Linked DNA regions of Homo sapiens: all the other regions are linked to region 1. A link is a loop called in an ENCODE intact Hi-C map of the cell type or tissue named here. Cell type or tissue: endothelial cell of umbilical vein. All regions are shown on one strand.

Evidence for each region. Hi-C counts contacts between places; a loop is a spot of excess contacts. Peaks named below come from ENCODE experiments on the same cell type or tissue, not always from the same donor. Only the 100,000 strongest peaks of a DNase experiment are listed, where the experiment ranks them.
Region 2: a loop joins it to region 1, with 5 times the contacts of the local background. A loop is called at or near these places in 103 of 110 quality-filtered maps.
Region 3: it touches region 1 in a loop (4-fold over the local background); 3 of 110 quality-filtered maps call a loop at or near these places.

Annotation. Positions count from the first base shown.
Region 1 is chr9:109,906,600-109,909,099 of GRCh38, reverse strand. All of the region lies in intron 3 of PALM2AKAP2 (PALM2 and AKAP2 fusion), which reads right to left. Among named protein-coding and RNA genes, the nearest start is that of PALM2AKAP2, 130 kb to the right of the region's middle. RefSeq lists enhancers at 1,827-1,896, 1,977-2,056. In endothelial cell of umbilical vein, no CTCF peak of the experiment used is centred here; DNase peaks (open chromatin) are centred at 259, 1,469 and 2,109; H3K27ac peaks cover 2,500 bases.
Region 2 is chr9:110,152,007-110,154,506 of GRCh38, reverse strand. All of the region lies in intron 8 of PALM2AKAP2 (PALM2 and AKAP2 fusion), which reads right to left. LOC124902244 (a long non-coding RNA gene) reads right to left here. Exons shown (of 2, transcript XR_007061727.1): 1 at 754-2,500. Among named protein-coding and RNA genes, the nearest start is that of C9orf152, 55 kb to the left of the region's middle. In endothelial cell of umbilical vein, a CTCF peak has its summit at 1,384 (motif pointing right); a DNase peak (open chromatin) is centred at 1,406; H3K27ac peaks cover 480 bases.
Region 3 is chr9:110,113,979-110,116,478 of GRCh38, reverse strand. The region is part of intron 7 of PALM2AKAP2 (PALM2 and AKAP2 fusion); the gene reads right to left. Among named protein-coding and RNA genes, the nearest start is that of C9orf152, 93 kb to the left of the region's middle. In endothelial cell of umbilical vein, no CTCF peak of the experiment used is centred here; DNase peaks (open chromatin) are centred at 878 and 1,458; H3K27ac peaks cover 2,500 bases.

The DNA of each region.
Region 1 (2,500 bases):
AAATAAAACCATAAGTAGAAGATGCACAGATATGTAGGAATTGGGCCAGAATGATGGACAGTCTCAGCATTTACTTCATTTTGCCCTGTGACGCTCTCTGAGTTCACCCCTTCATGCAGGAAGCATCTGGGCTTTCATACCAGATTGTGAAAATTGTTTATGTGGTGCATTCCTCTCTTCCAAATCCCTGTTTACTCATTGTGCCTAAATCCAGCGCTCTGTGATAGCTTTCCTGCTGAGTTAGATTTTCCCATCGGCCTCTGTGTGTGTGTGTGTGTGTGTGTGTGTGTGCACACGCATCCATACAGCCTCAGCCACATCTTTCACAAATGCCCAAACTGGGAATAATCACCATATTTTTGCCTGTTGTCCATATTGGAGGTTACTCTGGAGAGACTGGTAGTGTTTTCAAGACGCATGAGTTAGTATCTCAATGAGTCATTCATTGAAAAAAAATTAACGTCAAACAACAGGGGTAAAATAGTTCACATTTACTGAGCATTTACTGTAATAGACAATGCCAGATGATATGCTAAATGGTTTGTAAGCATTATTCAATTCTTTGCACTTGGTAAAATATCTACTACTGTTATTCGCACTTGACAGATGAAGAACTTGAGGTTGAGAGAGTTCAAGCAACTTATGACCTTCCACCAGTAAGTGGCAGAGCTGGGATTCAAACCCAGGTCTGCTTGTAGCTAGAGCCTAGAATATTAACTGCTACCCTGCAGTGTGTCCTGCCTAAGAGCAAATGAAACCACTCCCAATCCAAATGTTTTCAGCATTTCCTCTTTTTGGGGTAGATTTTTCTTTTCCAACATCTTGATCAAAGGGAGCTGCTGTGGTTTAAGGAGAAAGCTGACTGGGAGCTCCTGTCACTCCACCCCTTGCCTGGCTTGGTCTTTCCATAGGATACACAGGATTTGGAAATCACTGCTCTATGAAAGCAGAAACAGCATGTATTGCTATGGCATCCACAGTGCCTAGAAGAGTATTTGCACACAGCCTGTGCTCAATCAATATAGTTCTAAAAGGGAACATTCTCTCTTGTGGTCACCTACAGCATGGATTTCCCTAAACTACCCAAAAGGACACCAAAGAATAAACAGCACCTCTGACCTTTGAGCCATGGACGGCAGAATGATATCTATCCGGAAGGTAGAGATGACGACTTAATTGTACCTGAAACAGAGACTAGGAAGGAGGTCGGCATGGGGTGCTATGGCAGTGGCTGGGAGGCTTCCAACTGATCCAAACTGCTCTTCCTCAAGAGAACTTTGTCTTGGGTTTTGTTTTGTTTTTTGCTAACTGTGTTTTCCGTGCTTGACATTACCAGGTGACAGCTTCTCCTCAGTGGAGAAATTTGTCATCCCACTGGGATAATTCCAGAGTTATTGTAAGAGTTCCTGCTCCCACCAGATCAAGCCAATCAGGAAGCTCCTCCACATGGGTTGTGCCGGGCTGATTGTTTCCCGCTTGGCTGCTTCCTGCTATTGTTCTCTGTCATGTTCTCAGAGGCGCAACTACTGAACCCTACCCCTTCCTCTCAGAAGCTGAGGGCTGCATCATGGCTTTGGGTCAAGGTATACTCGGCTCAGAGATCAAGGCATCTGGCAGAGAGAGAAAGGCCTGAAATGAAAATAGAGGCAGGCAGTTCCTGGCCCAGGTGACCAGAGCAGAAATCACAGAGCTTAAAACACCCAGAAATATGAGTCTTTCAGGTCTTGGAAGGGAAGTTTGAAATGTTCTGGGTCACTCATTCATGTTTATCGAGCATTATCAAGCAAGTGTTGGGCTATATTCAGTAACAGCTGCCCAGTCTCTACTTTTGAGAAATTCATCATCTCATGAGGGAGGAAGCTATATGAATAGTTACAATGCAGTGCACAGTAGAGCTCAAATTGCAAGACCAAAATGCTGCAGGAATGCAAAGAAGAGAGTCTGAGTAACTCTGCTTGTGGGGAGGCAGGGCAGGATTTCAGGAGGTTGGAACATGTCAGTAGGATCTTGAAGAGAAAAATGATCAAGGCATAGAGGTGTTCAGACAGCATTTCAAGCTAGGATGATAACATGGACAAAGGGGCTTTGATGCAGAAATGTGCAAGGCAGGCTCAAGTGAGTGAATGAGGACCTCTGTAGGACTGGCCTATCTGAGTGCACTCATGAGGGAAAGAAAGTGACAGGGAGGATCAGGCTCAGGATATGATGGCTCTTGAATGCCACACTAATGAGTCTGATTCGGAAAGTAACAGAAAGCCATTTGAGTTTCTTGTTTGTCTGTCTGCCTGTTTATGTGTTTGCTTTAAGTCAGTGATAGGATTGGCTATGTTCTAGAAAGACCATGTGGACAGATGTGAAAAGAACGGATTTGGATGTATGAAAGGGTTACAGAGTGAAACCATAAAGAACAATTAGGAGTTGTCCAAGCAAGGGATGGTGAAGCCAAGCTTAGCATGGACTACTGTGGGAAGCAAGAAGGTTCCATTTATTGATTTTTATA
Region 2 (2,500 bases), 250 kb before region 1:
GCTCTTCCTTCCTTCCTTAGACTTGCTGAATTATTTTAAACCAATCCCAGACCTCAGGTCACCTCACTCCTGCACACTTAGTATGTATCTCTGAAAATTCCGATTGACTTTTTAATTGAAGGCTTAAGAAACAATATAGCACAGTGGTGAGCGTGTAAGCTCTGGAGCCAGCCGGTTTGGGCTTGAATCCATGACTTGGCAGCCAAATCACTTTGGGCAAGTTACTTACTCTTTTGATATCTTAGTTTCCTCATCAGTAAAATGGGTATGATGATAAGGGTACCTACCCTCAGATAGTTATTATGAGGACAAAGTTAATATTTATAAGGTTAATATTCAGAACAGAAAGCATCTAATGATTCTAGCTACCACTTAATTGGAATCTCAAAGAATAATGTGACTATAGGGTGAGATGAACAATTTCATGCATATTCTGCATAAAATTTTTGCATCTCTTCTGGGACCAGAAATAGACACCAATTACCAGGTTAATTTTCATCATTTTCCAGTTGACCTCTCAAGTGTCCAGATCACTTCCCACCAGCCACTCTTCCAGAGTTAAACACCTAGAAAGCACAGCCTATATTCATTGCTTCTAGCTTCTCCCTTTCACACACAGCACAGTGGAACTCCTGTTTATATTTCTGTGAAGGCCATTTTCACATACTGACTTAAATCTTATCTGGCTATTGAAGCTTTTGTCTTCTCAATTAAGCTATAATGTCATCCTGAGGACAGGGGGGTATGTTTCACCTGTCTATGAATCCCCTTAATTCATTTGAATGCAAACTCCATTAGGGTAGAGCCTTGCCTGTCTGATCATTGCCAGATCCCAGCAGTAGCTGTGGTACATGGCACGAGGTAGGCAATTCATGTTTGTTGAGTAATCAGTAAGTCCATTATGAAATATATATAACAACCACAAGTAAATGCTTATGGATTGGGACAGAATCTCCCATAGAGAATCAGAGGAAAGGGCTTAAATGCCTTCACCAAAATATATGAATTAAAACATTTTAGGCTTACAGAATCACAGACTCAATGGCTTTGGAGTAACAAGCGGATTTATATACCACTTCTTTTGTAGGCTTCATGTCATTTGAGCCTTGCAACAACCCTGGAATGTAGTTAGGGTGGATGTCGTGACACCTGGATGTCATGACCACAGAGGCTCAGATGCCAACTCCAGCCCAAGTTACATAAGACAGTGACAGTCACAGTCTGGAGCCCAAACCCAGTGTTGATGATGGCTGAATTAAATGATGGGATGTATGCAGAAAGAATGTTGTAAAGAGGGTGAAGGATTACTATAGAGAAGTGGACAGCCATTTAACATCAAAGACATTTCCTGCTTATTGATGATTTCATCCCTTGAGCAAGTTTTTCCAGTTCTAGCCACTAGAGGTCAGAGAAGTAGCAGGAAAGAAAGGCTGGCTTAGCAGTTCTGGAGCAGGGGCTTCCAGGAACAAGGGGGCTGAGAATGGTCGCTTTGGATAACTGAGCCCATGTTCTGGTTCTATCTACCCCCTTAGGAGAGGCTATCACAGGTCCCCAGAGAGAGAAGACACTATGCCTCATCCCCAGACTTCCGGCCATCATTCTGGTCAGTATCAAGGGAAGCTAGCTCAGCCAGGCTCCTCTGCTGGGCCCTGTGATCTCTGATGATCCTCCCCAAGTATGGTTCAAACCAGGCACCAGAATTCTGGGTGCCATCTTAGGAATCACACAGGCTGCCAAAAGGCTGGAGAGAAACCTGTTCCACACCTGACAACTTCCTCAGAGGTCCAGAGTTTGCAGCCAGAGGTCCTCTCCATTAGGACGGTGACAGCACTCCGGATGCTCTTCCCCCAATAGTGGACACTGCAGACAGCACCACTGTTTGGGTCTTGAAGATCATTAAATGAATGTGATGCAAATAGTCTGTGCCACAGGCCTGGGAGCTCAATCACATTCTTTTTCATGACCCCATAAGGCCCCTTGAAGTCCCTTGGCCAAGAGGACATGCCCCATTAGACTCCCCAAACCATGATGGTTATCTTTGGTGCTTCTTTTTCACTGATCCAGTGTGCATCTCACCCAGAACTTCCCCAGTAACCCCAGGTCCAGCTTTGCTTACTCCCTCAAACTTTGCTCTGCTATTGGTTTATTCACCTGTAATGATTCAATAGCTTGTGATGCCTGAAATCTGCCCCATTTTCAATGAGAACATCCTGCCATCCAGTTCCTCACCTGCACTGAACACTCTATAGAACACTTTTTTTTCTTTCATTTTTTTGAAATGGAGTCTTGCTCTGTTGCCCAGGCTGGAGTGCAGTGATCTGGGTTCATTGCAACCTCTGCCTCCCAGGTTCAAGCGATTCTCCTGCCTCAGCCTCCTGAGTAGCTGGGATTACAGGCACCCACCACTATGCCTGGCTAATTTTTGTATTTTTACTAGAGACAGGGTTTTACCATGTTGGCCAGGCTGGTCTCGAACTCCTGACCTCAAGTGATCAGTCTG
Region 3 (2,500 bases), 210 kb before region 1:
ACTTAAATGTACAGGAGAGTCAATCTAGTAATCTCCTCACCTACCTACAAGGTGCGCGTGCACGCGCACACGCACACGCACACACATGCGCACACACACACACGCACACACACACGCACACACGGGCTCATTAAATTTGAGTCCCATTTTTTCTTTTAGTATTTTAAAATTTTGAGTAGTTTTAAAAATAATATTTTGGGTTTGTTCAATCTAGTCTTCCATAGGCAAAAAGCACCATATCTCTTATTAATGTTTAAAGTGAATGCTGGGGCTTGGAACAGAATGTAACTCTGCACTTAGGCAATCCCAAATTCCATACTGATTATGTATGGGATTCCTACCCTTCTGTTACTCAATTCCTATCCATCCGGTGGAGCCTGAGGGTCTAAGGTCAGTGGTGGACTCTATGGGAGCTGAGTCCAGGGAACAGAACAGGTCTCTCTCGTAGATTTACCCACCATGTTCTTCCCTGCTCAAAGGCAGGTGTTACATGGCAAACCTTCACTTCTCCAAGACAATGTTCACAATGCCAGAGGAGAAAGAAAAACCATCAGAGATGCTTTTTCGATGAAATCATTGGTGAGTTCTAAGAACACTTAACAAAAGGACCTACCACTTTCCAACAGGAAAATGGTTTGATCTGATGGAATCAGCTACCTATTGATTGCAGGGAAACTGGTGGAAGGTTCTAAAAGGTTTAGAGATCCCTGCACAGAACCACCCCCACGATCGTGGATATCAGCATCACTGTGAATTGCCACCCACTCTGGGAACTCATGAATAGTCTTGTCTCAAGTTTCTTCAAAAGCACAAAGCCTCATGTGAAGCCAGGCTGTGCAGCAAACAGAACTCTAATCCAATTCACTCTGACACACTCTGGCAGGAAAAGAGAACTCGAGGAAAGTCCAGATGGTCAGTCTGAGAGTCCTGCTCCACTAGGGTTAAGTGGTAATTCTGGATCAGGACAGGCACTGGGGACACTGGCCTGATGAGAAATAGGACACGGCAGGCAGCCAAGGGGCAATGAAGACTCGAGCCAGGGCCGCTAATTTTTCTCCCATCTCATGCAGCAAACGGATGCCACTCTCTACAAGGGATTCTGAGCATGGTACCAGAGGTGCACTTGTGGTTTAAAGAAAAAGATATTTGCCCTTGACACTGACGACCTGACCCTGGTTCTGACTGTGATTCTGCCCCAGCCCTGGCCTTTACCCAGAACCAGGGGGACCACATGGATTCACACCTCTCTTGCCTATAGCTCTGCTCTCCCAAGCCCACCCTGGACCAGCACTGCTGGACCATCCTCTGGGAAAAGTTTAGGCAGCCAGACTCTGGGAGCAGCTGAGGGCTGGTCAGCTGTTTCCGTCCACTGCTTTTACGGCTCTGAATGCCAGGAAGGAACCTCTGCAGGAGAAGGAAAGCATGGAATTTCTCCATTCACCACTGGGATGCATGATAAGCATAAGCCAGCAGGGATACGGGGAGCAGTGGGGAGTCGTGGGAGGGTATTTTACTTTGTGCAAAGAAATGTGCTCCTTCTCTTAATGCAAACGAAACCGACTACTACCTTCTCTCATTTATGAAGAATCTCTCTGCCCGACTGTGGAATCCCAGGAGCACAGCCGGATGGTTGAGAGCCAATAAGTAATACTGATTATGGAAACAGGATGAAGTCTGAGAACCAGAAACAAGGAAGGGATCGCCATTTGCTTGCAAAGCCTCTGCTTCATCCTGTTTACCCTCCAGAGACCCTCTTTGATCCCAGGGCTGCCTGCTGTTGACCGTTTTGCTGCCATAGGTTTTAGACTCTTTGTTCTACGTTTGTTTATATGTGGTAAAGTGATACGGTGGGAAGTACACAAATCTAGAGAAAAGCAGGTCAGGGTTTGTGAATCCTTGGGTATCATAAACTGATTGTGTGATGCTTATGCAAGGGATTTTCTCCTCCCTGAGACTCTGGGTCATCATCTGTTAAATGGGTATAATAAGTACTGAAGTGAGTCAAATAGTGCCCCGCCCCAAAATTCATGTCCACCCGGAACCTCAGAATGTAACACTTGGAAATAGGATCTTTGCGGATATAATTTGTTAAGATGAGATCATACTGGGTGAGAGTGGGCCCCAAATCCAGTGACTGGTGTCTTTATAAGGGAAAGAGAGGGCATGCAGATATACACACAGAGGAAACTCCATGTGAATCTGGAGGCAGAATTTGGAATGATTCATTTACAAGTCAAGAAATGTTACACATTGCTAGCAACCACGAGAAGCTAGGAGAAAGGCATGGAACGGATTCTCCCTCAAAGCCTCCAGAAGGAACCAACCCTGCCATCTGTAATTTCAGACTTCAGGACTCCTGAACTGTGAGAGAACAAATTGCTATTGTTTTCAACCACGTAATTTGTGAGAATTTGTTATAGCTGCCCTAGGAAATCAATACACCTACCTTCTGAGGCTGTTATGAGGATTTCCAAGAGGACAGAATGTGAAGGCAGCTGGC